Linked DNA regions of Mus musculus: regions 1 and 3 are each linked to region 2. The links are chromatin loops, found by intact Hi-C in ENCODE. Cell type or tissue: gastrocnemius. All regions are shown on one strand. Links, peaks and the distances in the headings refer to the core of each region. The heading gives the core; the rest is flanking DNA. Region 1 overlaps Oaf (out at first homolog). Region 2 overlaps D630033O11Rik (RIKEN cDNA D630033O11 gene). Region 3 overlaps Pou2f3 (POU domain, class 2, transcription factor 3).

Region 1 (10,429 bases), core at 1,663-9,662, 62 kb before region 2:
CTTCATTGCTTAAGATTGGCTGTCCAGGAACTTGCTCTGTAGACTCACCTTGAACTTAGATCTACAAGCCTGTGACTCTTGAGTCCTAGGATTAAAGGTGTGTACCATCATGCCTGCACCTGAGCCTTTCTTTACCTTTTCCCAAGATCTTTATGAGTATGGCCACTACGCTTCAAGACCTGGATCCCAGGTGTACTCTTCATCTCATTCCAGATTAAAAGTTCAAATGAAAACAATAACCAGGTAATAATAACATGATATTACTATTCCTTGCTCAACTGCAAATGCATAAACAATAAGCTTAACTCAGTGGGATCTTGCCCCAAGGTCACCACTCCCTTAATTCCATTTAATATCCTTGAATACAGGATTTAACTCCAATGCACTTCCTGGTGCCCTTCTAATACTTGAACCATACATTTTGCATTTTTTCCTTTCTAAGATTGCTTCACTTGATCAAAATGCTCTTCATGAGAGTGAACCACAGACTCTTTCCTTTTGAGGCCATTGCTGGATCGAAGCCACCAAAATGAAATTCAATCCCTTTATGACTTCTGACCGAAGCAAGACCAGCAAACGGCATTTCAATGCACCTTCCCACATTTGGAGGAAGATCATGTCCTCCCCTCTTTCCAAAGAACTGAGAGAGAAGTATAATGTTCCGTCTATGCCCATTCAAAAGGATGATGAAGTTCAGGTTGTTCGAGGACACTACAAAGGCCAGCAGATTGGCAAAGTGGTCCAAGTGTACAGGAAGAAATATGTCATCTATATTGAACAAGTCAGTGAGAGAAAGCTAATGGCATAACTGTCCATGTGGGCATCTACCCCAGCAAGGTGGGCATCACCAGGCTAAAGCTGGACACGGGCCATAAGAAGATCCTGGAGAGGAAAGCCACGTCCTGACAGGTAGGAAAGGAGAAGGGCAAATATAAGGAAGAAATGATTGAGAAGATGCAGGAGTAATCTCATGTATGGCTTTCATCAAAGCCTGCTTAAGTGTTAAAAAAAAAAAGTGAACCATAGGGCAGAGTCTATACTAGGTTTTTTGATATTTCCCTCATCAGTGCAACCAATCTGAATATCTTTACCTTAGCCCCAGGCAGCTTCCCAAGAAAAGGGCAAAAAGCAGCCAAATTCTTCAATAAAACATCATAAAAGTTATATCCAGGCAACATATTAAAAGTCCTCTCCTTTGAAACCTCTTGAGCCAGGTTACCACAGTTCACACACTCTCAGCACCAATGTCTTCCATATTCCTATTAGGATGGCCCATCGAGCTCCATTCAAAGCATTCCACTGCTTTCCAAATCCACATTTCTCCAAACAAAAATCTGGTCAGGCCTATCACAGCAATATCCCACTCCTGCTACCAACTACCAACTTCTGTCTTCATTTGGCATTTATTGCTGTAAAGAGACATCATGACCAAGGCAACTCTTTTTGTTGTTGTTGGTTTTTTTTTTTGTTGTTGTTTTTTGTTTTTTGTTTTTTGAGACAGGGTTTCTCTGTATAGCCCTGGCGTCCTGGAACTCACTTTGTAGACCAGGCTAGCCTTAAACTCAGAAATCTACCTGCCTCTGCCTCCCAAGTGCTGGGATTAAAGGCGTGAGCCACCACACCCGGCTCCAAGGCAACTCTTATTGAGGACAACATTTAATTGGGGCTGACTTACAGTTTCAGAGGTTCAGTCCATTATCATCATGGCAGGAAGCATGGCAGTCAGCGTGCAGCAGACATGGTCCTGGAGAAGGAGCTGAGAGTTCTACATCTCAGCCAGGAGAGAACTATTTTCCACAGATAGCCAGGAGGAGACTTGAGCATAGGACCTCAAAGCCTATCCCCATAGTGACACACTTCTTCCAATAAGGCCACACTTACTCTAACAAGGCCACACTTTCTAATAGTGCCACTTTCTATGGGCCAAGCATATTCAAACAGCCATAATCATCATGGCAGGAAGCATGGCGGCAAGCAGGCAGACATGGTGCTGGAGAAGGAGCCGAGAGTTCTATATCTTGATCCACAGGCAGCAGATGGAGACTTCATGCAATACTGGGTGTAGCTTAAACATATAAGACCTCAAAGCCTACCTACAGAGTGATGTACTTCCTCCAACAAGGCCATACCTTCTAATAGTGCCACTCCCTATGAGTAAACATTCAAGCAAATGAATCTGTGGGAGCCATTCCCATTCAAACCACTGCAGCAGGCCACTCAATTTTACATGAGAGTTGTAACTCTATAAAATGTTACCTGATCCCCACAAAGATCCAGTGGAATATTTGACACGGAGACACCTTCGTTAATGTTTTGTTTTATAAGACTATATCTTGCTATGTAGATTAGGCTAGCTTCAAACTCTCAATTATTTGGACTGGGTCTTGAAGGGTTATGACCATAGGCCTGAGCCTCCACACCTGGTTAGAAAGGTACTTTGTAAACCTTGAAGTGTCACAGAGGAATGACTACTGATAAAATGGCCTCTCGAAGGGGCTTTCACCCGACCTCTAAGACAGTGTGGTGGTTTGAATAAAGTTGACCCCCATAGGCTCATATATTTGATTTCTTGGTTTCCAGTTGGCTGACTGTTGGAAGGATTAGGAAGTGTGGCCTCATTGGAGGAGGCGTGTTGCTGAAGGTGGGCTTTGACACACTAGAGCCAGTGTCTCCCTCTGCCTGCAGCCTGCGGATCAGGATGTATAAAGCTCTCAGCTCTGGCTCAAGCACCATGCCTTTCTGCTTCCTGCCATGATGATCATGAAACTCTAAGCAAGTCCCCAATTAAATGCCTTCTTTAGTATAAGAGTTGCTGTGGTCATGGTGTCTCTTCACAGCAATACAACAGTGACTAAGGCAGACAGTAAGCAAAGCCTTCTCTGCCAGAGCTGACCTGCCATCGCTGACCACCTGTAGCTACCTAAAGGGCTCTGAGTTACGGTGATGACTTGGCACCACTCATCCCACTGACTGCTGTGGTGGAGCTCGGGGCACCGTGGCAGAGGCAGGGATAAGGCTGGGTGGAATTCACCATTGTGGTCTGTGACTCAGACCCTGGAATATCAGAATCAGGTAAGGTCAACCCCCAACTCTAAGGGAGCTTTACATTTTACCCCACCTCTGATGCCCAGCAAGGGGCCCTAGGCAGAGAAGCCTGGACAGACAGCCTTCGGAGCTCCATCAGTGTAGGGAGCAGGCAAGCTTGGAGCTCTCCAGCCAGGAAGTTGAGAAAAACACTCCAGGTCTTGAAACATTCATTTTACTTATTGTTTGTTTTTGAGACAGTCTTGCTATGGCTGACCTGGAACTCTCAGCAATCCCCCTGCCTTAACCTCCTGAATACTGAGATTATAGATGTGTGTCACCACACCCAACTGGAACTTTTTTTTATTGTTTGTTGAGTCAGAGTCTCACAGAGCCCAGGTTGGCCTCAGACTTGCTATGTAGCCCAAGCTAGCCTTGAAGTCCTGATCCTTCTCCTTCTGCCTCTCACGAACCATGATTAAAGGCACGTGCCACCATGCCTCGCTTAAAACCCTAGTTTAAAACATTCCTGACGTCTTTTTCTGTTTTGTTTGTTGTGTTATGCTTTCCAGAGATTGATTTTTATTTTTATTTATTTTTCTGCAGTGTATGTGGGAACCCTTGGGGCCAGAAGAGGGCATTGGATCCCCTGAAACTGGAATTGTGAGCCTCCCAAAATGGGCGCTCTGCTGGAAGAGCAGCAAGGACTCTTAATGGCTGACCAATCTCTCCAGCCCCTGTTGTTTTAAGACAGGATCTCAAGTAGCACACGTTGGCTAGCCTTGAACTTGCTTTGTAGCTCAGGCTGGCCTTGAACTCTTGATCAGCCTGCCCCTGCATCCCAAAGTGCCACCACACCTGGCTTGAAGCATTATTATTATTATTATTATATTATTTACAGTAAATTCTCATTTTGTAGCCCTAGCCTAGGACTATGTTTGGCAAAACATGCATTTTGAAACGTGTTTCTTCTGGACATTTGGAAGCCAAATGGGGGAGGGAAAGAAGGAAGGGACTCCACAGAAGGAGAGGGTGCCTTCTCCAAGGTCCCATCTTCCACCCAGAGCAGATGTTAGGGATCATGACGGATACATGCACTAGGCAGGAGGGAGAAAACAAAAAGGACAGACAGGCCTCCTTCCTTGTCTGCCAACCAGGTTGCAGCAGGCCCTTACAGATGCGCTTAGAAGAAAGGCTCAGGAACCTGAGAAGGCTGCATGGTCCTTGGTTCTGCAAACCCGGTCTCAGCAGACCCTCTGGCCTATAGGCAGTCTTTTTCTGGAGGCATTGGATAGATGGAACTGTTCTGCACTCTGCTGCTTCCTTCCCTAAGGCCTTTGAGGAGCTCTGTGGAATCAGAGGCTTTGCTACCCATAAAGGTGGCCTTCACCTTGCTACACTCACTGTTCTTGAGCCTCAGCCCACACTCGGCCTCTTCCTTGAAGCCTTTCCAAATATCCCAGCCTGCAATTTGCTATGCAGCTTGGCTGGCCCTGCATAGAACCTTCTGCCTCTGCCTCCTGGGTGCAGGAACTACCGGTGAGCACCATGACTTCCGGTGAGGGCCCAGATGTGGATGCTGGATGTCTGGTTCTAAGATGGCTTTTGCCTTTGTTTTGGCAGTTATTCACTGGCTTCTCTGTTCTCTTTTTTGTTTTGTTGTGCAGGACATTAGGACCATGGCCTTGCCCATCCTGAGCAAATTCGCTATAAATGAGCTATGTCTTCGGTCCTTGCCTCATCATTTATATAACTTACTTGTGTTTCCACTGGTGTTTTGCTTGCATGTATGAGCTCCACGTACAAGGTCTCTTGCAAGCCAGAAGAGGGCATCAGATTTACCATGTGGGTCTTGAGCATGGAACATGGGATCTCTGGAAGAGCAGCCAGTGTTCTTAATCACTGAGCCATCCTGAAGTCCCTAGTTTTTAATTTTAAATTAATTTAATTTTATTATATGTGTTAGAGCACTTGGAGGCCATAAAAGGTGGCCGATCTCCATTATGTTGATGTTACAGGTGTCCGTGACACTCCCCACACTGGAAGCGGATGTAAGGAATCGAACTTGGGTCCTCTGTAAAAAAGCAGCACGTGCTCTTAACTACTGAGTCCTTCCCAGCTCCCTTGTTCCATCATCTTAAGCACAGAGCCTCTCACAGATCACACAATAGGACCTTTAGAAGTTGCTTTGCCCAGACTGGCACTAACCATGTAAGGCACATTTCTGACACTAGGTGGCAGCACGGGACAAAGTTCTCTCCGAAAGCCTAAGCTGGCGCCATAGGGTGAGTGAAAACTTAAAAGACTTTTATTTCTGGTACAAATGATAAATATTTTGCATTAAAAATCTGGAATTCAAGTTTTCCTTGTACTTCATGCTCCCTCCCTGCCCCAGAACCTGACCAAAGTACATCAGTCCAGGGGCAGGAAGAATCGGTGCCCGCTGAAGTATCCAAATTGGGTCTCAGGAAAGGCACACGCGGTGGTCTTGGAGGCAGCATCCCTACTCCCCGTTGCCCCCAGGGTAGAGAGAAGGCACTGTAACCAGACACAGGAGCTGGGGCACGAGTCCCCAGCTGTCCCTCTCTGGTTCCCTTGCTGGTGAGATAGTGTGCTACAGGGCCATGCCTCCGGAACAAGTTCCATAAAGGCCTAGGCCGGTGCATTTTGATTCCACCTTCGCGGGACATTTCAGGTGAAAGGAAGAGGGGAGGGTATCCGTCTGGAGAACTGCCTCCCCCCCCCACCCCCCAATGCCTCAAGATGGGCACAGGTGGGCATCAGGGCTGCCTCAAGGTTGCGGTGACACCCTTTCACAGTCATGCAGATGAGGTTGTGGCTTCAGGGCCAGCGGCTCAGGAAGAGACCTAAGACCTGATTGGGTTGCCACGCTCTCTGGTGGTCAGCGAAGAATTTGCAGGCCCAAGTATCCGTTCTTGGTCCTCTGTCTCCTGTTGTTAGGGGTCCTCATCCCAGAGGCACAGTTGCTTCTGAGGTACATAGAAGTCAAAGGTGTAGCTTTTCCTGCAGCTTCGGATGCCACACTTGTAGGGCGCTGGCCGATCACGACTGTGGCAATACTTGAGCATGCATGGGTACCAGGCCAGGCTCAGACTGTAGTGGCAAGTACAGGGCTTTCCTCGATCCCCAACTCGTCCACAACGAGGTAATTCCGCCTGTTCTAATGCCTTGGGCAGAGCCTCGAAAACAGAACTGTCCACACCTGGGGGGAAAGGCAAGCATGAAGAAGGCAGGAGTCCCTTAGCCCAGGATAGCCTTCTCTCCTGCCACCCCTCTCACGGCTGCCCTGGGGATGAACATGGGTGAGCCCCGGGCCTGAGGCTAGGCTGATGGGCTACATTAAATCACAGTCAACCTCATCCACCCACCAACCTCATCTACTGTGTACCAGGGAATCAGAATTGGTGGAGAGTTTACTGATGTGGTTGGGATTGTACAGTGAAAGGGGACTCAGGACCCAAACCTGACCTGACTTCCTAGCCTGCGCCCTGAGGGCTCTGGGAGAGATGCTGGCACCAGGGATGGCCAGATGCTGAGTTCTGAAAGGTACCCAGTAGGCATATCTACAGGAACATGTGTGTCCTCAGTATATGTAGTAATTGGAATGGTGAAGAGTCTTAGGACCAGGCTGGTGAGATGGCTCAGCGGTTAAGAGCACTGACTGCTCTTCCAAAGGTCCTGAGTTCAAATCCCAGCAACCACATGGTGGCTTACAATCATCTGTAGTGAGATCTAACGACCTTTTCTGGTACTGTCTGAAGACAACTACAGTGTATTTCCATATAACAGTACATAAATCTTTGGGCTGGAGAGAGCAGGGCCCGAGTGGGCAGAGGTCCTGAGTTCAATTCCCAGCAACCACATGGTGGCTCACAACCATCTGTATAGCTACAGTGTACTCATATACATAATAACTCTTAAAAAAAAAAAAAGAGTCTCAGGACCTAGCAGGTTGTCTTTTGTGTGTCCTCTTATTCTAGCTGCAGAGACAGCACCTCCTCCAGGAAGCCTTTCTGACATATCACAGCCTACCTTGGGGGTTCCACCCTCCCCCCAGAATGCCTGTCCCTCATGACTGCACACTCCCATTTACTCTTGCCATTCAGCTCTACCCACTACCAGCTACAGCAACTGGGGCGTCCACATGGCCCATCCCAGAAGTGACTCAGTAGCTCTCTCTTGAATACACCAGTCACTCAGCAAGGCCTCCCCCACCCCATGCTTCCCCTTCTACCCACCAAGGGCCGTCCCCAGCTGACCTCGCTCTGTCCAGAACTGGACATCCTCCTGGCGGGTGTAGATGGCATCTGTGGCCTCAGCACATACGTTGTGGAGATGGGGACTCAGCAGGCCCCCCTGGCTGAAGTTAACAGCGATATCCATATGTAACTGTTCCAGACCCCTCACTTCCTCAGCCTGCCGCACTGCGCGGGGGTTTTTCTGTAGGCACAAGGTGGGAACACATACTTTGCCTTCCTTTTCCTCAGGCCGTGGAGGGGAACGGAGCCCAACCTGAGAAGCCCATACCCTAGAGGCAGTTAAAGCCATTCTTGTTTTGCTTCTTGGATTTCTGGGGCTCTTTGGCAAGTTCAAGGTGGTTCTGGGAGACAGGGTAGGTAGGCTAGGCAAACTGTTGTAGGGTACATGACAGTGTGGGTTGCCTGCTTTCTGAATCCAGGGGATGAGGTCTTTCGGAGCAGGGTGGACAAAAGGTGGAGCCTCGGGGGGAAAGAAGTCACAAGGTAGGCCTGCAGCACAGGTCAGCTTAGATAAGCTATGGAAAACCGGAACTCCAGGGAGGGATCCTATGCAGGCCAGTGGGCCAAAGGGCGGCCGCAAACAGTATTTCCCGATACACTTTCCCGGATGAGTTCTGATTCTAACCTATGTCCTTAATGTGGAGACCAAGGCATTATAGGCAAGGCCATTTGTCCAGTGTCACTAACGAGGGACAGGGGACAGGTGATGTTCAATCCCAATTCACAGTCTACATCTCTATCTCCACCCAGAAAAGAGTGGGACCTGGATTAGTAGCTCGGGGTGACCTGAGAGTTGGGCCGCGGTACAGAGTAGAGATCTGGGGCTCTGTAGTCAGTTTGATCGGGAGCAAAATCAGGGAATCCGGACCTTCCATGGTGAGTGAATGTTAAGAGAAGGCGGGGAGGAAGAGTGGGGGAGGGGGCTGCCTGAATGAGGACAGGGTGACTGCAGGGTTGGGGCTCTGGGGTGGGCACTCACCTGCCGGAGCTTGGCCATGGCCTCACTGGGGATGATGTCATTGTGGTGCAGCCTTGTGACAAAGCAAAGTGCCTGGAACTGACTCTGCCCCTTCTCCAGCTCCCCGAGGATCAGGGCTCGGAAGATCTTCACGTCCTGAAAGGGAGGGGTAGGAGGATGGAGACCAGCGGGAAGGAAAGGCCCCGGACCAGCCCTGGAGAGGACAGGCCTGGACACTGTACCAGGGCCTGCCCCTCCAGACACCTCCTTCCTCAGATAACCAAGAAACCGCTTATCTTTTCCATTCACACCCGTGACTTCAGAGATCACACCTCCAGGGTTTCCACAGCTTTCTGGAAAACTGACAAAGTCAACCACCCACCGGGAGAGGTTTTCCAAAAGAACCCTTTGACCGGACAGACCTTAATCTCAAGGAAGCCTGCACCTGTTTTTGGTTCTTGTCTATCACCAAGGCCTCCCCTCAGTGAGGACCCCAGTGTCCTTAAGCCAGAGCACTGTGGGGAGAGGAGGGACTACATACATGTTTACAAGCACACATTCCAGAGCTTTCTCAGACTTTGTTACTCTGTAGCTCTTGGGGGGGGGGTCAGAAAACCCCTGGGCATTCTGCAGTCAGCCTGGCCCCTAGCCCCCCACCTCCATTAGGGACTGTGGGGACAAAGGCAGCCGGCTGCAGCTGTTGCTGCCTTCCAAGACTGGAATGGCTCACCTTTCCCCTTCCCTCTCCATTTCCCCTTTCCCTGTGGGGATAACTCATGGTGTGACCAGCAGGCCAATGGTTTCCTTCCTATTCGGAATCACAGGATGCAAGAGGGAGGCTGGGGCAGGAAGAGGGGCAGAGCCTCAGGCACCTTTTGCTGTCTGATGGCAGTGAGAACCCTCAGCTGCATCTGCCTGCATCCTGCATACCCCAACCCCAATCTCTATCTCACCAACCACAGTGCCTGCCTAACTCTCCTGGGGAGAAGGAACTTAGTAAGTCTCAGAAGGGGTCTCAATGTGGGAAGAGCCCTTCTGCAGGCGGGGACACACACACACACACACACACACACACACACACACACGACACACCTGGGCTCAGCAAGTATGGCTGGGAACCTTCCTGGTCCCTATGCCCACAGCTCTACCCTGACACCAGACAATGTAATCCTAGGATTTTCATGGCCCTGCACTTGTACCCTGGGCTGTCTCGTCGGCAGCCCCCTTCATCCAGGCCTTACTGAACAACGGCTAGGGTCCAAGTGTTTGGAGAACGGGGTCAGAGTGTTCCCCAGGGTTCTAGATACAGGGAGGTGCTGATGGTTCCACCTTTAGGCCACATGTGTTAGCCGTCCCAGGCTTTCTCAAGCCTCCCTGTGACAGGGGACAGACAGCTCATGTCCCTGGCACACTTGGGTGGAGCTGATGACCCGGAGGGGTGTGAGTATTCAGCACTGTAAACAGAGGTTATTGTCATTGCTGTCGTGACCAGCAAATGTCAGGGATGATCCGTGACAAGAGCAGCCCATTTTCTTATTGTTTTTGTTTTGTCTGAGACAAGGTTTTTCTATGTAGCCCTGGCTGTCCTGGAACTCACTATGTAGACCAGGCTGGCCTCAAACGCAGAGATCTGCTGCCTCTGCCTCCTGAGTGGTGGGATTAAAGGCGTGAGCCACCACTGCCCTGTTAATAATCTTCTAACAGATTTCACCAATACTGTAACTCTACAAGGGGTCTCCCTGACTGCCTTTACTAGAGACGGATTTATATAATGACTTACTTTAAATGCAACAACTGGGGACGGGCATGTGAAGGGTAATAGCCTAGAAAAGAGAAATTGAGGCCCAGCTGGGGAGAAAAGTTCCCTGAGGCTCCTCATCCCAGAGCCTTGGAAGGAAGGTGAGTCAGCTCGGCTTAACACCACTTCCTCTAGACAGGAAATCCCTTCTTGGGTCACCGTGCTGGCATCTCCTTATCCTGCCAGCCTGGGCCATCTGATCCTCCATCAACTTGGGTCGGCCGAGGGGACACTGGAGGGTGACCTGCTGCTGGTGGCTGATCCCATTCTGGCTAGGCACAGTTCTGTCAGGTGGGTTCCACATAAGATCTCCCACTCCAGGAGTCTGAGTCAGGCAGTACCTGGGAGGAGCCTCGGGCAAGATCCAAA
Region 2 (10,429 bases), core at 1,250-9,249:
CAGGACTAACGTTTGATGTATGGCTGTCTGGTTATTACCCCATGTTTCTGGGGCTTATGGCACTGTCTATAGACTCCTCTAATTCTCTCTCCATCCATCATTTATTGAAAGAGGAATAAGGCATGGGTCCTTTTTCTTAAGGACTTACAGTTCAAGGCTGGGTATGACGGCACATACCCACAATCCCAACACTGAGGAAGCAGTCAGGAAGGGAGAGAAGAAGGGGGAGTTGGAGCCCAGCCTGGAGTACACAGTAAGACTCCAGTCTTCAAAACAAAACAAGACGACAAAACTCAGAGCTGAGGCCGGGCTGGTGGCACATGCCTTTAATCCCAGCACTCGGAGGCAGAGGCAGGCAAATTTCTGAGTTTGAGGCCAGCCTGGTCTACAAAGTGAGTTCCAAGACAGCCAGGGCTATACAGAGAAACCCTGTCTCGAAAAAGCCAAACAAACAAACAAACAAACAAACAAACAAACAAACCTCAGAGCTGGAGGTGTTACTCAGAGGTAGAGGACGGCCCTGGATTGCAACCTAGACATTGGCAGGAAGTGAGAGAAAGCCCTTATAGCTTGGGATTTCTGAATATCCCAATGCCCCACAAAGGAATAACTTCTAGTGTCCAATCTACAGGCTAAAACACATCTAGTGTTAATAACTAATGTCCTCACTTTATAAATAAGGATGATTATAGTAAGGTCACACGTGTAGTCATCTGTGCAAACCTGAAGCATATATTCTTTTTGCAGATACTTTTGAGAGTGTTGTCATCTATCCAGATGAACTGGGTGATGCTCTTCTGCGCTGGACACTCAGCATACGCTTCAAGCTCACTTGGTCTAACCTGGGACTTGGACCAACATTCAACCTGGGGTGAAGCCTCACAACTGGTGGGCTGAGCTCCTGTTACTGCCCCGCTCACTGCCCCCTGTAGTATGGCAAATAAACTTGTTTTCTTTCTATCCAGCTCTAAAGGATGAATTTATTTTCTACCTGCTAATCCCTTCCTCACTACCATGATGGACAGTCAGTCTCCTACCGTTATCAGCATCACCAACATCAGGACCACTATCCCCACCACCACCACCACCACCATCATCACTGCCATTACCACCACACCTGTTAAACAAACCCCAAAGGACTTCACAATGATACAAGCAAACTTCTAGTTTAAGTTTTACGTGGGGTCTAGGGCAGGAAGATTACAAATTCAAGGGTAGCCTGAACTGTAATACTAAGAACCTATCTCAAAATAAAACTAAGACAATAAAATTATTTTTTTCTTTTTCTTTTCTTTTCTTTTCTTTTCTTTTCTTTTCTTTTCTTTTCCTTCTTTTTTCCTTCCTTCCTCTCTCTCTCTCTCTCTCTCTCTCTCTCTCTCTCTCTCTCTCTCTCTCTCTTTCTCTCTCTCTTTCTTTCTTTTGAGACCCATGTGTACCTGAGACTGGCCTGGCCCAATTCACTATGCAGATCACATTGGCCTCTAATTCACAGCGATCCTCCTGCCCCAGCCTTCCATGCACTGGGATTACATACATGCAACACAACTCCTGGCATTACAAACATCCTCGTTTGTAATGATGGAATCGTACAACGCGGAGCTGTTCCTGCTTCTGTGCAAGCTTTGAGTGCACTTAGATCATTGTCCCCAAGAGCATTAGTGTGGAGGGTGTCAGCCCCTGTGGCATGGGGCAGGCCCAAGATTTGCTAATTCGTTGCAATGAAATCCTGCACAGAGGCACAGGCAGCGGGGCTGACCCCTTTGCCCTGTCTGAACCTGTTCTGAGCCCTGCCCTTGGCTTCCCCCTGCCTCCCTGGGGTCCTCTTGGCTTCTAAAGCAAGGACGGCTGAGGAGGGGAAACGATTGTTCCTTGAACTCCCCCACCTCTCTTGACTCATCAAAGTAGGGGTATCCGGCTTCCAGAATGAGTGGGGGCGGAACGAGATGGAGAGAGCCACTCTGTAGGCTGGGAAAGATGCAGAGCCCTCATTAGCGTCTGACACCTCTAATAAAAGCCGCATATTCCCCAAAAGCGATTTTTGAAAATCCTCTACTCTTTGAAGCTTGGTCTTAAATAGCCACTCCTTCCATGAATCTAATGGGAAACCAAGCCCCTGGGCGAGCTCACAAAGGCTCTACCTAGAGCACCTCCTCTGTCCGAGCATCTGAGGTTCTCCCATGGGGACCCTTGATGCTTCTTGTGGCTGGGCATGAAAGGGAGTCCTTGGTCCCCACAGAATGGAGGAGAGCCATCTCCAGGGGCTATGGCTGGAGTGGAAACAGACAGGCCGGAGTGGTCAGAGCTGGGAGAAGATTTGGAACTTGGAAAGTGGATGGGGCTGAGACATGTGGTTGAACCCCCAAAATTATTTTTCATGGTTATTCTCTTCTCCTTTCTCCTCTCCCCCTTCTTCTCTTACCTGGTTAAAAGAAGTAGTATATATAAGAATATAATGAAAAAATAAGCCCCCTTTACTTTAGAACACCCATCTCTCAAGCAGAGGCTATAGTATATCCGAATCATTTACATTTTTGTTCGTTTGTTTGCTTGCTTGGTTTTTTTTTTTTTTTTTTGGTTTTGTTTTGTTTTGTTTTTCTGAACCAGGCTTGGTGGTACTCATCTGTAATCTCGGAACTCAGAAAGCTGAGGTAGGAGGATTGCTAGGAGTTTGAGGCTAGCCTGGGCTAATTAGCAAGAAGTCCTGGCCTCAAGTAAGTAAGCAAGCAAACACAAAGCTATGCATGGTGGTATGTATCTGTCACCCTGGCACTTGAGAGGGGAGGCAGCAGGGCCAGAAGTTCAGGATCATCCTTGGCTTAGGTGGTCAAGCCTTGGCTAGTAGCTTTTAACAATACATATTAGAGATCTTTGTACAAGTCGACTTTGTTTAGTCACACATTTTATTTTTTATATGAGCATCTGATTAATTTCACCTTTTGCTATATATAAAGCACAGCCATGGTGATTTTTTTTTTTTGACCTCTCCTAAGGAAGGGCATTCTAGTCTATCTATAAAGATGAAGCTGAGGTGCCAGCTTTATGCACAGTCATCTGTGCAATTTCTGGAAACAGAATTGCTGCCACAGGGATATGCAGCCCAGGATTGATAGGCATTGCTTACTTACGTTGTCTTCCAACCAGCATGGACTCAGGGTGGGGACAGAGTTGTATGCCAACCTTGCAAGTCTGCTCCCCTGACCTCCAGCCCCCAACAAGAAGTGATGTAGCGCAGTGATGTGGCTAACTGCTTTGTGGAGTACCTGAGAATCGCTTCTACGGGGGCTTAGAGAGGACCATCCATCCTCCTAACGATGCAGAGGTGTTTGCTCAGCGATGTTCGGATGTTTGCTTTGGCTGAGTACTGCTTACATCTCTGAGCCAAGCTACTGGCCCACCCCGGGGAGCTCTATGGAGATCCTCCTCATGTACAGCCATGGTTTGGTCATTCGAAACACAATTTTAATTTTTCAAAGCCTTTCGCAATCTACCTTTCATTCCGTTTCAGCCTCGAGGGAGGCAGATTAGATATCTTTGGTCTGATGACGAAACCGAGATCCAGGAAGCTGTCTGATGGCGGACTGGGTGATGGTCTGGTTCAAGAGTAAGGAGTCTAGGGTTCAAATCCAGCACGGACTTCAGTTAACTCCACGACCTTGGGCCTGTGGGAAGTGCATAGTTAGGTGGATCACCAAACCCTCACCATAAAGGACACTATTTAATGTCTGTCCCAGATGCTGTAGTTAGGTTGGGGGCCAGATGGCACACGCCATGTTCAACTGGCTGGCTGCTTGTGATTTGATGGCCAGGTGTGGGTTGGCTGGCTCCAAGCTTGCTTCCATTATCCTGACATGGCTCTTGTAGAGAGAGCACACAGAGGCTTCTCTCCTTGGCGTGGCTTTGGTGGTGGAGGGGATCCTGTATTGCAGGCAGGGAGGCAGGGCTGTGGCTGAGGCTGATGGGGTTGGTCAGGTTTCTAGGGAAAGCGTCCTCTATTGTGGCCTTTGCAGAGGCACTGTAGGAAGCACCCCTCTCTCCTCTACATTCACAGTGGCTTCACACAGCCAGCCAGTCTCTCCAGTCAGGTCCTCCACACAGCTCTGGGAGCCAGCCTTCCTGGCCTCCTGCTCCAGTCCTGATCTGTTAGTAGCCAGCCTTCACCTACCCTGGCTCCCGACCTCCTTAACTGCAGAATCCCTGGCTCTTTCTTCTCTGTTAGCACCCTGGAATAGGTCGCACCTGGACTAGGAAGCAGGCAATTCCAAGGTCAAGTGTGGCTTTTTGGGAGAATGGCTGTGCTCATGTGACCTCTGCTGACTTCAGAGTGGCTTTGGAAAAGCTTATCAACCTAGCTTCAGTGTCCGCACCTTGGCAATCAACATTTCTATTGCAATAAAGGACTTCCAGAATGGTTCCTATTTACATAGGCTTGTGGAATCTCTCATTATACCTCTTCTGATGACCATCACAGAGGGGCTTCTAAGAACATGTGAGATACGGGGAACTAGAAGCCAGCAGTCATGATGCCAGACTGAGAGGGGTCCCAGAGCAAGGCCTGAGCCTGTCTCCAAGCTGACAAAGGCTCGCAGAGGACCTAGAGTCTCCTTAGGCTTTTTTCCTTTCTTCTTCCTTTTCCATCATCCCCTCCTCATTTGGACACAAGGTCTCATGTAGTCCAGACTGAGTAGTAAGAGTCTCCATCTCTTACTGCCCTTGTCTCTACCTCCACATTCTGAATTACAGGTCTGCACCTTGGCTTTAAGCTCTTTCTCTCTCTCTTATTTTTGTGAAACAGGGTCTTCCTATGTAGTTATGGCTGGTCTCGAACTCAGCAATCCACCTGCCTTAGCCTCCCATGTACTGGGATTACAGGTCTGAACTATCATACCTAGTTGCTTCTCTTCTCTCTCTTTCCTTTCCTCTTCTCTTGCCATGACCCCTTGCTTCTCTTCATCATTATCATTGTTGTGATTATTATTATTCCCCTCAATGTTTTGGCTCAGGGTCTTGCTCTGCAGCCCCCGCTGATCTGGAACTATGTAACATTGGTTGGCCCCAAACTAATGGCGCGCTTCCACTGTTCGGTAGTGAGCACTTCATCTTGTTCTTTAGGCTTTTTCCCGCGGCTGGATGGGAGCTTTGACACTGGCCAGAGGCTTTCAATAGATCACAAAGATGGTGAGATCGAGAAAGGTCAGAGAGGAAGCCACCTAGGGCTTTAGGCTAGGGGCCTTTATGGGAAGCAAGACTTCTGTTCCAGGCCACCCAGCTGTCCTCAGGCCTTGCTGGAGAAAGAGTCTGACAAAGCAGACGTAGGCTGGAACCAGACCCAGCGCAGGGAGGAGTTGGCTGAGCCTGCCCTGGGAGGCTGGTTGAGCGGTGGTGTGGAGACACCCTGTGGTAAAAATGGGTACTACACTTTGGTTCACTGCAGGGCCTGGGAGCAAAGCCTTGCTGGTGTTAAAGGCAGAGCCCATTCACGCGCCACCAGCCCCTACAGGAGAGGAGCAATGGCCCAAGCTCAGCTACTGCCCACCTTCTAGTTGCACTTTCTAGAAGTCTTCCATTACCCCACAAAGCCTCAGTTTCTTCACCTGTGAAATGGGATGTACCAGCAGGTTGTGCCAGTCAAGGGGACAGATGCTTAGCCCAAGGTCTAGCATGGAACACCAGCCAAAGAAAGGCTGGCCATTGCTAGAAAGGGGACCGCTTTCCCAATGCCACATAGTTAGAAGGGAACTTACTGTGTTTTACTGGAAGCAGAGTTTGGACCCCAAGCCGATAATGGTTCGTAGGATGGAGAGAGTTATATACCATCTCAGGTGAGGCAAGAGAAAGTTGAATGGCCACATCTGTTTGTTTGTTTGTTTTTGGTTTTGTTTTGGCAAGCCTGCTCTGCAAACAGGAGAAGCAGATCTGTGTCACCTGGGATGATTTGGAATGACTGTGACCCTTCTATTCTTAAACAGGAGACAATGAGCTGTAGTGATCTCAGTGGCTTGGGCAACTCGAGTTAGAGCCATGGAGCTAGATGCTACCCCAGTCCTCTATTCCAGACTTAGCTAGGGTGTGACTGTTGTCTTCACTCTTTTGAGTCCCTTTGCCACCTGCCCAGCCCCTATAGGAGTGTCCTAAGGGACCTTGGCCCAGATATCTTCCCTTCCTCTCCCCTATGCACGCTTCTTCAAGGAGGAAATTGTTTGAGAAAAAGTCAGGTGTGGCCTTATGCATCTGTGGCTCTGATCATGTGCCCTAACTGTTTTCAGGGGAGCTGGCTCCACACCAGCCCTTGTTTTCTCCCTTCATCCTGAAGAGGAGCAGCCGGAGCCAAGAATGATCTGGGTAAATCAAGCAGCCACCGGCTGGGTGATTCAGGGCCCTGGGGGTGGGGTGGCCTCCTGCGCTGGGATCCTGCCCAGAAGCAGGGTGGGACCTCTCCTTGTAACATGCTGGAGCTGGCCCAAGGAGTTGGGGCTCCTGAGCCAGTGTCCTGGAGCTCAGGTGCCAATGGTCTCCCTGCCCTACCTGTTCCCACTCCTGGGACCCTTTGCTAGCTGGCCTTGGCAGGGCTTGTCCCTTGTCTGTATACATCTGTGATGGGTAAGGGGGCTGAGATGTGGCCACAGTATGCCAGGCAGCCCATCCTGATGGATCATACCTGGCACTGGCCAACGTGGGCTGCAGGCAGCAACCTGGATCCTGGGGTCTATGCTCCTAAGCATTGTAGAGGTGGGATTTGAACCCAGGTCAGCTGAGTCCGTACTTACTACATTGTACCTGTCAGCTCTTGTGTTTGGCTTTGAATAGAGAGTGAGGCTGTCGGTTAGGTTGAGGGAGAGCCGGGGCAGGGAAAGGCGTTGCAAGTTTGGGTAGTAATAGGGACTTAGGGAAATGGGCGAGGTTGGGAAGAAGGGAACCAGTGTGGTTGGCGATTTTTGTGGAAGACCAGAATTCTTAGCCAGAGGTTAGAGGATATAAGTCCTACCTCCAGAGAGCAGAGCCCGGTGGGGCACATACTACACAGATGACCACGACAGGGTTAGGAATAGACATATGGCCAAGACAGACCTATGCTCGGGCCTATAAGTGGTCCTATCCTTCTTGCCCGCTGAGAGCAGTCCACCACCTTGTTCGGTGTGCCATTTCAGATGTTGTATTTTTTTCATCATGACAAGGGTCAAGAAGATCTTTCTTAGGGCACTCTGGGAATTAGGGGTTGAGGGGTGGGGTGACATTCAATATCTAAATCCTGCCAGCCATAGGAACTGCCTGCCACTTTAGCTGCTGTCCCTGCAGCCTTGAGCCTCAGGATCCAGGCAGAAGCCTGCTGTTGCTACCTGCATTGCTCTCTTGCTCTGTGGTGGGTGAGGCTTGTCTGTCAGGGTGGTCTCTACCCTGGGGCTAGCTATTTAAAGTTCCTCTAGTTCAGGGAATTGTCAGTGTCTGGCACCCTGGCTCCTGTTCCTCACAAGCTGACTGATCTTGGGTAGTTGGTCTCCTGGGCCCTTGATTCCTCACCAGATTGATGGTAACAGATGCCTACCTCAGAAGACACTTGGGAGTAGAAAATGTGCCTCTGTGCCGGGCTAGCAAACTCTTGCTTACTGATTGCCTGCTCGGTGAGTGCTCACGGTGGGTTTACAGAAAGTACGAATTCAGCCTGATGCCCAGGGAGGGGCCTAGAGAGAAACACTGACCCTGATAGAAGCCGAATCCTGGGCGAAGCCCCACCCCCAATACGTGCAACAGAGTAACCTGGTTTAAAACAGGAACCCGGCTGGAATATATGTTTGAGAGCAGCCTTCTCCCTGCTATAGAGAATCTGAGGGCGATCATAAAACGCATTCCGGCGCTGGCCAAAACAAAACAAAACCCAGGCCTTTGTGGAAGAGGGGGGCGGTCATCAAAGCCTAGCGAGCCGAGGCAGGTCGGTCAGTGCTGGGAGCCGGGAAGGCACAGGCTTCCCACCGCTCCCAAGGCCCGGCAGCCACACTGCAGTGCCTCACATCACCGCACGGGGGCGCACGACCTCCCGCCTCTCTGCCTCTCTTCAAAGTCCCCTTTGCAGACCCTTTGTCTCCGTTTTTTTCTACTTTTCACTTAGGCAAAGAAAAAAAAAAAAAAAAAAAAAAAAGAAGAGAGATGCGTTTGGGGACGACCTCCCTTGGACTGAGTAATTTGATTTGCTTCGCCAGGCCAGGAGCCATGAAGGTGACATTTAGAGCTAAGTCACTGGTGGAAGATGGTCGTCCATTCATTAGCCACCTACTCATAAACTCAGCATGCGATAGCCGGTGAGACTTTGCCCAGCTATTGGTCATCTTAGCGACTTGGGTCTGCCTCCTGAAAGCCGTGGGAAGCTCCTGCAGGGAGGTCGGCAGGGTGTAACAAATGGAGGACACAGCAGATTTGTTTTGGCATGATACCTGTGGCTGCTGAGAATGGACCCAGGTGAGCCAGGGTGCTCTGAGACAGCAACCAGGAACATCAGAGACATTAGAGATGCCCCAATGGTGATGGTGTCAGGGCTATGCTTATTGAATTTATCTGGGTGTGTTAGCACACTCCTGGAATAACAGCATTCTGGAGGCAGAGGCACGTAGGTTACTGCAAACTCCAGCTCAACCTGGGTTACATAGCAAGACCTTGATTCAAAACAAACAAACAAACAAAGCCACAAAAAGCCAAAACCCAACCAACCAACCAACCAACCAACCAACCAACCAACCATCAACAACAAAACAAAAAACCCAAAACCACCAGTTGGCCATCCTGGCTCATACCTATAAATCCTAGCACTTGGGAGGCTGAGGCAGGAGGATTGCTGCAAGTTCAAGACCAGCATGGGTTTCAGAATGAGATCCTGTCTCAAAGACAACACTCCTTTCCTGAGCAACAGCAACATATAAAACAGTTCAGCATTGTGGCTCATGCTTGTAATCCTATCACTTGAGAGGTTGAGGCAGGGGGATGGCTTCAAGTTCAAGGCCAGCCCTGGTCTCGGTGTGACACTCCACATGACAGAATACTAAACCAGGCAAAGAATACCAACTGACTGACTAAGCAAGAACCTAATGGCATGCACTCATTGGTGGGAGACGGCAGCATAGCCTCTCCTCATTCCTGAAGCACCTCACTTATTGGTTCCTAGACCATCTTTCCTTTCCAGAGGACCTTTCCATGCTCTAGGATGTGTTTGTCCAGAGGCTTTGTTCAAATCGGCCACACCACCTCTAAGCTGTGACCACAGACACATTCCCCATGCCTACAGCCGAGATCTTGGCCAGCCCCGTGCCAGGCCCCAAAGGCTTTTACATGGAAAGCATGTATGTGGGGAGAGAGGGTCACAATTTTTAGATAGTCTCTCTTGCTCTCCCATCTCAGGCACAACCAGAGGCAACCCGTCCCCCAGGAAGTAACTCATGATTAATGTCTGGAAGTCCAAATAAGAAAGCATAATGTTGAAGTAGTGTATGAAGGTCTTGCAGAGTTGTGAGCACAATTCCAATTATGATGATATATGGCGCTCATGAGCACGCACACACACACACACACACACACACTCCACTGACTATTACTGCATTGACTGTAGAGGACATGCAGGATTTAGGTTAGCCATATGTAGTATGTTGTCTCATGTGTTGATTATCTTCTTATGTGTCATATCCAGGAAGTCCCAGGGTCCTTCTCTCATGAACTCTTCTGTCACCCAGTAGAAAGTACCTCTGTGGCACCTGGGAAGTTCCTGGTCTCTGGAGTATTGGGGTGTTTGTAACTGTCCCCCATGATCTCTCTTTGTCTTCTTCTTCCTGACACTGATTGCTTTTGAACTGTATACGCCTTCTCAGACTGCTTTTCTCCTTCTGATTCTGGGACAGAGCCTCAGACTGTCTGAACTACTGGGTAGCCTAGGCTGGCCACAAATTCATGATGGTCCTCCTTCCTCAGCCAGATTACAGATGTGAGCCACCGCTGCTGTCTGCTTCTCACTCAGCTTTGGCCATTCTTTCTGCTCTGTGTGCACTTTGGTCCCTGGAAATGAACATAGAGGCTTCCAAATCCTTTCATCTTTCTGTTTGTGGATGGTCCCCTTGGGTCACTTCTGTACTCTCCTTGTGCGGTTACTACTTCCAAGGTCATCCTTGGAAGCGCTTCCTGCCGCAAATACTGGCAAACCTATCCTGTGTGGCCAGGTTTACTGCTAGTCACCCTTACCTGGCCTGATGATGAAGAGGAGGAAGAGGAGGAGGAGAAGGAGGAAAAAGAGGATGAGAAGGAAAAAGAGGAGGAAGAGGAAGCAGAGAGGAAGAGAAAGAGGAGAAAGAGGAGGAGGAGAAGGAGGAAAAAGAGGAGGAAGAGGAGGAGGGAGAGGAAGAGGAAAGGGAGAATGAGGAGGAGGAGGAGGAAGAGGAAGAGGAAGAGGAAGAGAAAG
Region 3 (10,429 bases), core at 749-8,748, 140 kb before region 2:
CCTGGGCTCCCAGAGAAGGTGACTTGGCTCCCTCCCACACAGGCGGGGGATGGGAGAGTTGTGCTTAGGGTCTTACAATGAGCCCAGCTTCCTGCACAGGTGGGATCTGCTCACCCACCCATGTCAGGCCCCCCCACCCGCCCCCACCCAAGGATGCTGCTCACATCTTGAAATCGCTTCTCCAAAGTCAGGCGTATGTTGGTCTCGATGCTGGTCCGTTTCTTCCTCTTCCTGCCAAACACTTCGCTGAGAGTGGGGTAGGAGCTGGGTGTGCTCGCTGAAGGGTCTGACGGGGAGGACTCTGGAGAGAGGAGCAAAGGAAGCTCAGCGATGGAGATGGCCTGCCATTGTAAACCTGAGATTTATTAGTCCTTCCATGCAACCTGCCCTGACCCCAGCAGACAATCCAGAACAGATCGGGTGATGGTTTATATTTGCTTGATCCAGGGAATGGCACTATTAGGAGGTGTGGCCTTGTTGGAGTAGTTGTGTCACTGTGGGCATGGGCTTAAGACCCTCATCCTAGCTGCCTGGAAGTCAATCTTCCACTAGCAGCCCTCAGATGAAGATGTAGAACTCTCAGCTCTGCCTGTTCCATGCCTGCCTGGATGCTGCCATGCTCTTGCCTTGATGATGATAGACGGAACCTCTAAGCCTGTAAGCCAGCCCCAATTAAATGTTGTCCTTATAAGAATTGCTTGGTCATGGTGTCTGTTCACAGCAGTAAAACCCTAACTAAGACAGGCCATATCCTGCTTCTCCAGGATGCTCTGGGCAAATGTCCCCGAGGGCTCCCACCACAGAGTCTCTAGGTGTTTGCAGTCATGGTTCAGGGATGCCCAGACATCAGTGGCCCGTGTGGGCGTAAGGGACTCAAGCAGGACTATGAGTCACACCACATGACCTATTTTAGAAGATGTGCCCATCTGTGAGTACTGAGTGAAATGGGTTTTCTCTGGCACTTAGGAACCTATACTAGCTCTGAGGCCATTTGTCCACGAGTGTAAAGTGGGAGCCAAGGCCGCAAGGTAGGGGAGAACCTGTACTAAGAATACTGTAAAACCCTTCCCCAAAGACTCTAGGAACTTCCAATCAGTTCTTCCATTTGGATGTCCCAGTAAAAGTTGACTCCTAGGCAGTATGTTGAGGAGGGGGGTGACTCCCATGTACTCCTCTGAGTGAGGGGACTTACTTGAAGAGAACCATCCTGGCTACTCAGCCTGCCCCTCCTACCTTTACCAGTAGAATAGAAATCAATAATGCACACCTCCACTTAACAGAACCTGGCCCCGGAGAGAGAGGCCTGTTCCTTCCCTCTCCACATGGGCTAGACATCTCAAGCAGGGGCTAACCTGCACCACCCACTTCCCTGGGCACACTTGACAATGTGTGGAGTCAACTGGGGAGATGAGGCAGGCGCTATGGTCAATTCTAGGTAGAGAGCCAGACCGCTCGCCTCCAGTGCCCTGTCCAGCCCCCAAAGACAAACAATTTTATTTGGTCCATATGTCAGAAGCCCCACCCCTCACCTTTTCTGCTTCTGTGTTCTCCACTCACTGTTCCAAATCCTCCGCCCCTTGGCTTCTGGCCCTGACCCTCTGGTAGGCCTGGATCCTGACAGAATCTACCTCCTGATCACCCTTCCTTCTGACAGGCTTGTCTGGCCAGTCCTGATCATGGCAATTGTCTGTCCTCTGACACCTGCTCCAGAATAGCCAAATAAAGACCTAAGGCTGGGCCTGGGACTTCTTGCCTCAGTGAGACCCTGCAGGGCCCTCTTCCTGGTCTCCTGACTGAGGCTGATCCCATACAATTTGAGTAAGTAAATCGAATCTTGCCTCTAAACAGCCGTCTTGAAATAGAAGTTAACTCTAGAGTAGGGAATAGAATAGAATAGAATAGAATAGAATAGAATAGAATAGAATAGAATAGAATAGAAGGCAAACTGTCTTGGCCACAGATGAGCCACAACTGCCAAAGGGCCCCCTCAGTTATAAAAATGACATTTTCATCTCTGTTTGCCAGTCTCCTAAGTCTCATTTCTTGGTTCGTGCCAGGCTGAAGAGGAGAAATGATCCTATCTCTTACCTTGCTCAAGCCCGTCATGCACAAGCCCCCTAGACTGTCCCCTGTGGAGTCTCCTGGGCCCCGTTCTGTGCTTACTTCGCATTTCCCTGCTGCCCACCTGCATCATTCAACCACTTCTCCAGCAGTGGCTTGAGTTTGCACATGTTCTTGAAGCTCAGGTTGAGGGCCTCAAATCGCGAGATGGTAGTCTGGCTGAAGTCATTGCCATACAGCTTTCCCATCGCCAGTCCCACATCTCCCTGGGAGAGGAGTCGAGAGGGAGGGAGGTGAGGGACAGATGTCCTTTTCTTGCCCACTTCCTCCACCATCCTAAAGCTACCACACAGTCAGAGCCCTGAGCATCTGCGCACAGCCTTGTATCTTCCCAGATCTTTTTCCTCTAGGACACAAAACCAGCTTATTTCTCTCCTTGCTCTAGGCTGGACCATGCCATTTCCTGGTCCTTATTCCTCGATCTCCCCGAGCAATGCCCTCACTTTCCTTCCCACTAGCAACTCGTGCTCTATTCACAGGGAACAGGATGCTCCTGAAACCCGCCCTTGGGAAGACACAGCCTCTATCACACAACCCAGTTCTTCCAACTCCGGATCCCAGAGCAAACCTGTGTGAAGCCTAGCTTAATGCGTCTCTGCTTGAAGGTCTTGGCGAACTTCTCCAGCTCCTCCAGGTCAGTGGGCTCATCATTCCCTCCGGGGCCAGGCAGATGCTTGGGCCCTGGCAGGTGTTGAGGAGCGTCCAGGTGGGGCTCTAAAGAGGATCCTGATAGCCCAGGGCGCCCAACTGCCTGATAAGGAACACACGCTATGGTAAGCTACAAAGATTCAACAGGACACACTGACGTGTCCGCAGTTGTTACTGAAAGATTCACTTAGAAGGTGACAGGGCCTTGGGTTCACTGAGCCCTGTTGTTGCAAATGGGTGGGGATAGAGACTAGCATTTCTATGATCTGGAACAAACACTGGGTACACAGAAAGAAGCAAGACAAGGAGGTGGGTCACTTTGGCTTTTGGTCTGTGACTCACTGACCCAGAGAAGGTGACTTCCTCTAGTCAGCTTTCCACCATAAAAGGAACTGGCAGGGTTGTTTACTGTGAGATCTGAGATCTCAGCTTGGGACAAATCTCAGCATGGGACAAGGGAAAGGTCATTTGCTTGGCCTGTTCTTTTCCATAGAACAGAGTGATGGAGCACACAGAACAGTCACAGACTGAAGACAATAGGGGACATCTGGAAATCCAAGACATGAGTTATAAGTGTCACTTTACCATTCTCTTTACTGAGAATACCATCGTTGATTTTATGTATCTTTTTTTGTTTTGTTTTGTTTCAAGACAGGGTTTCTCTGTATAGCCCTGGCTGTCCAGGAACTCACTTTGTAGACCAGGCTGGCCTCGAACTCAGAAATCCGCCTGCCTCTGCCTCCCAAGTGCTGGGACTCTTACTTGTTTATGTGTATGGGTGTTTTCGCCTGCAGGTGTGTGAGTGCACCAAGGTGTGTTCTTGGAGATCAGAAAAGGGAGTCTGACCCCTTAGAACTGGAGTTAGAGGTGTTTGTGAGCCACCCATTAATCCTGCAAGTCACCAGGAAAACCAACCACACTATTTTGGGCCCAATTCAAAGCAAGCATTTATTGAATATTAAATACTGACCAAGAGATGGACTTGGATGGCTCCCTGGAATTTCCCAGCTAGAATTGCCCCAAGCATGTTCAGCAGCTTATGGAAACAAACCTTTAGGCCACCTGTACTTTCTTTCCCATGAGGCTTTGTTATTTCTCAAGAACTACAGTTCCCAGCACCCCAGGAAGTTACCCGGCTCCTGGGCAGGTGAGGCTTACAGGTTAACTTTGGGCGTCACACACCATTTGGATTCTGGAAACTGAACCTAGGTCCTCTTCAAGAACAGCAAGTGCTCTTAACACCTGAGCCATCTCTCCAGCCCCTTGAGCTATTAATTATTCTACAAAGAAGAAGTGCAGTCCAGATCTTGGGGGCCAGGTACTGGGGTCCAGCACAGAGACTGCTCACTGCCTTTGCGGACAGTGGGTGCAAATCCCCTTGTCTCTTCTGTTTTGCTTAGAGAAAGTTAAATCCCTCTTCTGCTCTGGCATCCTCGTGAAGAAGAGGATAAGGAGTCAGACTCAAGTTAAGAAGAGCTTGCCCCTTGGTTTTTAGAAGAGGACTCTCCTAGCTCAGAATGGCTAGAAACGTCACAGATGAGCCCTGCTTTGCAGGAAATGAGGGTCAGGGGTGGGGGATGGAGGGAGGCAGCCCAAACAGGTCCTCGGAGCAAAGTTTTAGGAGCCCCTGAACATTCCTTGTCATTAATTAGCCTGCTATTTCACTTGACAAACTCATTGAACAGCACAGTTGCCTCCTCTTCCAACAACTGCCTAATTATATCAGTTTGACGTCCCAGAGTTCCTCCATATATCCCTCCTTGCTCTTGCTTCTGTGACTGTTGGTCAGCCCCGACGAGGACCTTTCTACTTATATAGGCATAGACAAGGTCTCTTTGTGTTCCTCAAGCTGGTCTTCAACAAGCAGTTCTCATGCCTTAGCCTCTCTGGGAGCCAGGACTACAGACAAACCATAGCACCCTGAGAAGAAGGATCCTAATCACCTTCTAAACGGCTCCTCTGACAGTCTCTTTATGTTCTAATACTAGATGCCAGTGCTGGCCCTGAGTATGCTCTAGAACCTCATAGTCATAGATTGGGGTCATAGAACGATGCCATGCTTGGGGAACAGCCAGAAGGAAGAAAAGTGCAATCTCCAGCTTAGCTGCCCCCATTTCTATGAACCACTAGGTGGCGCTCCCCCTCTAGCTATCTTCTATGGACGTTAGGCCTGGAAAAACAGCCAGGGTTCTTCAGTGAGCCTTGGGGATTTTAGCCCAGAGAAAGAATATTAAAAGTCTATGTGGTCATTTCTGGCCATCCCTTGTAGAAACAAGTCATGCATCTATCTGTGCAGGCAACTTGACAGGGGATCCCTGGCAAGAAACAGACTTTTATTTCCCAATTGATAATAGGTGTTCTGTGTATGATCCACATCAGGTCTGCATAGAGCCCTCCTGCTAGATCTCAGCCTGCTTGCCCCCCCAACATTCCATCCTCCCCCCCCCCCCCCCATTGCAGGATGTGGTCAGCTGAAGTGGTCCTAAGGTGAGATACTGGCTTTGACACCCTGCCCTCCTTGGGACTTGAGAGATTCTGGGTGGACCTGGGGAATATCAGCATCCCTGAGTAACTGGCTAAATCCTGAGAGAGCCAGGGATTGAAGCTGCTGGCAGGCAGCTGGCTGCCTTGGGAGCTTCATTCTAGTGACAGGGAAAACTACCTCCTTAGGGATAGTTTGAGGTTTTCCCAGGTACCAACAGGGAGAACCCCCAGAATGGGTGTCCTACTAAGGACGGGAAGACCGAGGAGTTGAAGTTTGCCCAGGGCTGAGACAATCTGAGAAGAATCAGGAGAGGTGGAGGGTAGCAGTTACCTGGGAGGCAAGGCCAGGCCCTGTCTGTGGGAGGAGTAGAGTGCTTTGTTGCTGTGGAAAGGAGAGAAGATTCGGCTGCAGACCTGAGTGACAGGGGAGGGACAAAGGGACAAAGGAACAAACAAACAAACAAAACAAAATCCAGGCCATTTGAAAGACGAGCTGAACATTGAAACCATGCTAACTGCCCCCTCCTCCTGCTAATCTAATCAGGTCCCATAACCCACCCTAAGCCTGCTTGAAAAGCCCTGTGGGCACTGCTAGCAATTGCCACATACTGGTGGAGGCCAACCAGATTCAGGGATAAACAGCTGTAAACAGCAGTCCCCAAACCTGTCCTGCCTGCCTGCCTGCCTGCCTGCCTGCCTGCCTGCCTGCCTGCCTGCCGATAGCCTAGCCACAAAGGCATAGGAGGGTCAACTCACTCTCCCTGAGATCTGATTAGCAGGGTGAGAAACCCTGAGGGAAGAGGACACAGGAATGACTACAGAGCCCCAGGGGAAGCCGGGTGTTTCAATCTGCCTGCAAGGGAAAACAGCCGGGATGTTTAGGCCAACCAGATCTGTAAGGACAGAGCAAGCAGATGGTACCATATTGCTGGGAAAGGTACTAGGTCATTGGTCAGAGGCTCCTGGAGACCAAGTCATTAAACTCATGGGAGGCAGGAGAGAGCAAGAGGAAGGCCAGATGCTGGGGCCTTCAAACCCCCTTGGGCAGTGCGGACTCATCTACAGGCTGCCTTGCCTATGGTCTTCTCTCTCCTTTTGTCTTCAGGAAAAGTGCCAAGAGAAGGCCCTGCCTGTCTGATGACTGTGGTGTGTAGCATCTGTCTTCTGGTGGCCAGAGTCAGCACTTTTCACTCATAGCAGGAGGGAAAACCCCCCGCCACCCCCCGCCCCCAGATTACCAAAGCTGACAATAGGGGCAGATCTCAGACACTCAGCATAGACAAGATCCTTGGGATATCTGCCCTGCCCAGGCAGTTCTGGGTAACTAATGTACCACAGGTGCTAAAGTTGGCCCTTCCGCTCTTTAGTCTCCAAAGGTCAAAAAGGTAAGAGAGGTCTTGGGGGAGCCCTGGGCTGGGAACAAAAGGCTTGAGTAGTAATTTAGCTCACACTACATTCTGCAATGTGCAGGGGCTTGTCACACGAACGGGACCAGGCGGCCATCAATGGCCTTGCAGTGTGCAGCTTTACATTTTTATTTTCATAGGAGGAAATGTAAACTTGCAGAACTTATGTAAATTTTCTACAGAAGTGCATCTAGTAATTTAGAAAAAAAAAAGTTTCTCTGACTGCACATTTTAACCTGTTTTGCTGTCCCTTCTATTACATTATGAGCCTATGCCCATGGGTTCTGGGCCTGGGTCGTGCTCACACCACACACACACACACACACACACACACACACACACAGTACAGGCTTCCAGAAACAAGCTGAACTAATGCTTATCTTTTCTTTCCTACCCAGCAGCATACATTCTAGTGCTATTCCCAGAGACCCCGCTAGCTAAGGACAGGGCCTGTGTCTCGGGCAGGTGCTCAGAGTGGGGTGTAAGCTACCTGGATTTCCAAATACTCCTCTTGAGTATAAGCTATCCAGAGCTCGTACTTCCAAGAGCATCTTCAGCCCCATTTGGCATAAGTGGGTGGAAAGGCAAGCAAAGCAGAGCAGTGTGATAATCTCAGATCACGGGGCTCAGAGCATTCTGGAACTTTCTAGTAGGTCACCAGCACGCAGTAAGGCTATCTATAGCACAAGTGTGCTCTGAGAGACAAGTCAGGAAAACAACTCAACAGACTCGCGGGCATGTTAAGCAATGATACCTGGTGTTAGTAATACTCTGATCTGTTTGCTCAGGGTTTTCTGCCAAAGACAACCTGAACCTATTTCTATAGCCTGTGGGAGGCACTACTGTTCCATCCGGACAGAATCAAAGCCAAGCCAATGGGAGGGAAAAGGCTCAAAGCAAGCAGACTTCCAAAGAATCCGACTCATCCATCGGACTCATTTCCCAGGGAGCTTCGACTTCCTCGTGTCACCTCCACCCATGTCCCCACCATTCCAAACCTTTAGACTCAGTTTCTATGAAAATGTAGTTCCAGCAAGAGCCTGGGCAGGAAGGAGAAACAGGAACACTGGATGGTCTGGAGGGGCCCCACAGGGACCCCTCCCTATGTCTCAGGCACAGAAGCTGGTCTTTTTCAGATAGAATTTCTATACATAGCCCAGGCTGACTTTGAACTTGCTCCTCCTGCCTCCGCCTACGAGTGTGCTAGGTTTAAAGATGGCACTGTGCCAGGTTTTGGGTAATGCCAGGAATCAAACCCAGGGCTTTCCACAGGCTAGGCAAGCTTTCTATCAGCTGAGAGCTATTCCCAGCCCCTAGCTAGTTTTCATACCAGAGGAGTGAGTAGTATCTGTGACACCCTTGTGCCCAGTAAGAAACAACAGCCTTTTCTAGACTCTGGTAACGACTGTACAAAGCCCAGGGTGCTTACCTTGCTGCCCAGGTGGGGTCTGGGAAAGCAGGAACTGGGATACAGACTGCAAGTGGCCAGGGACCAGCACGAGCTGCTGGAGTGGATGGAGAGAAGCCATGTCCTACATGTGGAGAAATGCACAGATGTTATACCGTCTACAACTGGAGGGCCTGAAGCCTGCTGGGCTACGACTCATATAGTCCCTGGGGCTGCAAACTCTGGAGGTTGTGGGCAGTATCCTTGCTTCATGTTGCTGGGTGTTTTCGACCATCCATTTCCTTAAACTATCCTGTCACTTGAGTATGCTAAAAGCCACTCTTCAGTTATTTCCTGTGCCTGAATCTTTCTAGAAGGTATTAGGAAATGGGGCAAACTATCAGTTATTAAAAAAAAAAATTATTTATTTATTTCATGTATGTGAGTACGCTATCGCTGTCTTCAGATGCACCAGAAGAAGAAGAGGACATCAGATCCCCATTACGGATGGTTGTGAGCCATCATTCGGTTGCTGGGATTTGAACTCAGGACCTCTGGAAGAGCAGTCAGTGCTCTTAGCCATCTCTCCAGCCCGTTATCGGTTATTTTTGTTGTTTGTTTGAGACAAGCTCTCACTCCATAGCCATGAGAGTTGCAGGCCCTGGATTTGTAGTAAATCCCTTCTGCTTCAGCTTCAGGAAACTGGGATTACAGGCACACTCCTCCGTGCCTGCCTCTGTGGTTTAGTTTTGAGACACAGTTTCTTATTATGTAACCTAGAGTTTGCTCTGTAGAGCAGGCAGGCCTCCAGTTCACAGAGATCCACTTGCCTCTGCCTCCTGAGTTCTAGGGTCAAAGGCGTGTACCACCAAGCTCTGTCCCAGGCTTACATTTTAATAAAATCCATCCCTCTGAACCTCTCTCACCTGCTCAAAACATAGAAACGACAATCCCAGCATCTGGAGGCTCCAGACCCCACAGACCGGGGCCCTGTGCACATACAGTTGCACATTCATGGAATGTGGAAGGTGAAGGGGTAACTACATATGTTGCTTTCAAGTATGGTTGGGAAAATAGATCTTTCTCTCCCAGGTGACCCACAAGCTCTCCTTGGAGGCTTTCATCCTAATGGCCCAGGTGATCACTTCTCTCCCAACACCAGCCTCCATTTCAGTTTAGTTTTATCATATAATCTTTAATGGGCACAGAGAAGGCCACTGTCTGTCCCCGAAGGCCCATAGCATAGCTATTGGAAGCTTTGGTTTTTTTCAAGACTGGCTTTTTTTCAAGGCCAGCCTGGTCTACAGAGTGAGTTTTAGAACAGCCAGGGCTATACAGAGAAACCCTGTCTTGAAAAACCAAAAAAAAAAAAAAAAAAAAAAAAAAAGACTGGCTTTTGTTTCTGCAAAAGCAGTGATACGTCCTTTGTCTCTCACCAGACTTCATTTCTACAAGGATTGCTTTTGGAACCCCACATACATAACTCTGGGCCTCCTTTGTTTGCAATGGGGGCTCTTTGGATGGATTCACAACGTGTGCCAAGAAGAGAAGCCCAGCATTTTGTAGAAGGGCTGGACTGAGCTCACCAGCCCAGTAAACACACCAGGGGTCAATGGACCAGGCTGGCACCTACCCCAGACATTTGGTTTCCAGGCATCATGGTAGGTCCTTGGCTCAGGTGGCATGGCCTGTGGGAGAGGGTCTGCTGTAGAGAGTCACCCAGATCCTCCGTCTTAATCTGCAAGTAGAGGGATAGGGAGAGGGTGAGCTCTGGGCTCCCGAGGCAGACAGAAGCAGAACCGTGAAGAACAAGGTGGGAGATGAGTGGCAAGTCTGGAGAGAAAGTGGAGCCAAGAATTCCCCGGGCTGAAGGGATGGATGGGACCAGTCTGCGAGGCAGAGCCGTCTACCAGCACCAACACCCTTCTTGGGCTGTGCTAGCATGCACTTGGAATTCACTTGGAATTTAGAGAAAACCAGGATAGCATAGTGACTTTTAAAAATAAAGAAAACTGCCAGGCAGTGGTGGCGCACGCCTTTAATCCCAGCACTTGGGAGGCAGAGGCAGGAGGATTTCTGAGTTCAAGGCCAGCCTGGTCTACAAAGTGAGTTCCAGGACAGCCAGGGCTACACAGAGAAACCCTGTCTCAAAAAACCAAAAAAAAGAAAAAAGAAAGAAAGGAAGGAAGGAAGGAAGGAAGGAAGGAAGGAAGGAAGGAAGAAAGAAAGAAAGAGAGAAGAAAGGAAGGAAGGAAGGAAGAAAGAAAGAAAAAAGGAAAGAAGGAAGGAAGAAAGAAAGAAAGAAAGAAAGAAAGAAAGAAAGAAAGAAAGAAAGAAGGAAAGAAAATAAGAGAGAAAAAATAAAGAAAACTTAGGTTTGCTC

What was found. Peaks named below come from ENCODE experiments on the same cell type or tissue, not always from the same donor. Only the 100,000 strongest peaks of a DNase experiment are listed, where the experiment ranks them.
Region 1: it touches region 2 in a loop (6-fold over the local background); 31 of 42 quality-filtered maps call a loop at or near these places.
Region 3: it touches region 2 in a loop (9-fold over the local background); 36 of 42 quality-filtered maps call a loop at or near these places.

Annotation. Positions count from the first base shown.
Region 1 is chr9:43,216,593-43,227,021 of GRCm38, forward strand. It overlaps Oaf (out at first homolog), which reads right to left. Exons shown (of 4, transcript NM_178644.3): 2 at 8,284-8,418; 3 at 7,305-7,485; 4 at 4,686-6,247. The coding sequence ends at 5,982. It also overlaps the pseudogene Rpl26-ps6. Among named protein-coding and RNA genes, the nearest start is that of Pou2f3, 16 kb to the left of the region's middle. In gastrocnemius, for the core only: CTCF peaks have their summits at 5,241 (motif pointing right) and 5,947; a DNase peak (open chromatin) is centred at 5,250; H3K27ac peaks cover 1,921 bases.
Region 2 is chr9:43,279,107-43,289,535 of GRCm38, forward strand. It overlaps D630033O11Rik (RIKEN cDNA D630033O11 gene), which reads left to right. Exons shown (of 3, transcript NR_168927.1): 3 at 748-964. Among named protein-coding and RNA genes, the nearest start is that of D630033O11Rik, 24 kb to the left of the region's middle. In gastrocnemius, for the core only: CTCF peaks have their summits at 5,396 and 8,010; DNase peaks (open chromatin) are centred at 5,359, 6,500 and 8,000; H3K27ac peaks cover 778 bases.
Region 3 is chr9:43,137,131-43,147,559 of GRCm38, forward strand. Pou2f3 (POU domain, class 2, transcription factor 3) reads right to left here. Exons shown (of 13, transcript NM_011139.2): 4 at 9,680-9,784; 5 at 8,089-8,191; 6 at 5,585-5,667; 7 at 2,690-2,872; 8 at 2,186-2,327; 9 at 165-301. Among named protein-coding and RNA genes, the nearest start is that of Tlcd5, 26 kb to the left of the region's middle. In gastrocnemius, for the core only: CTCF peaks have their summits at 4,901 (motif pointing right) and 7,502; a DNase peak (open chromatin) is centred at 4,899.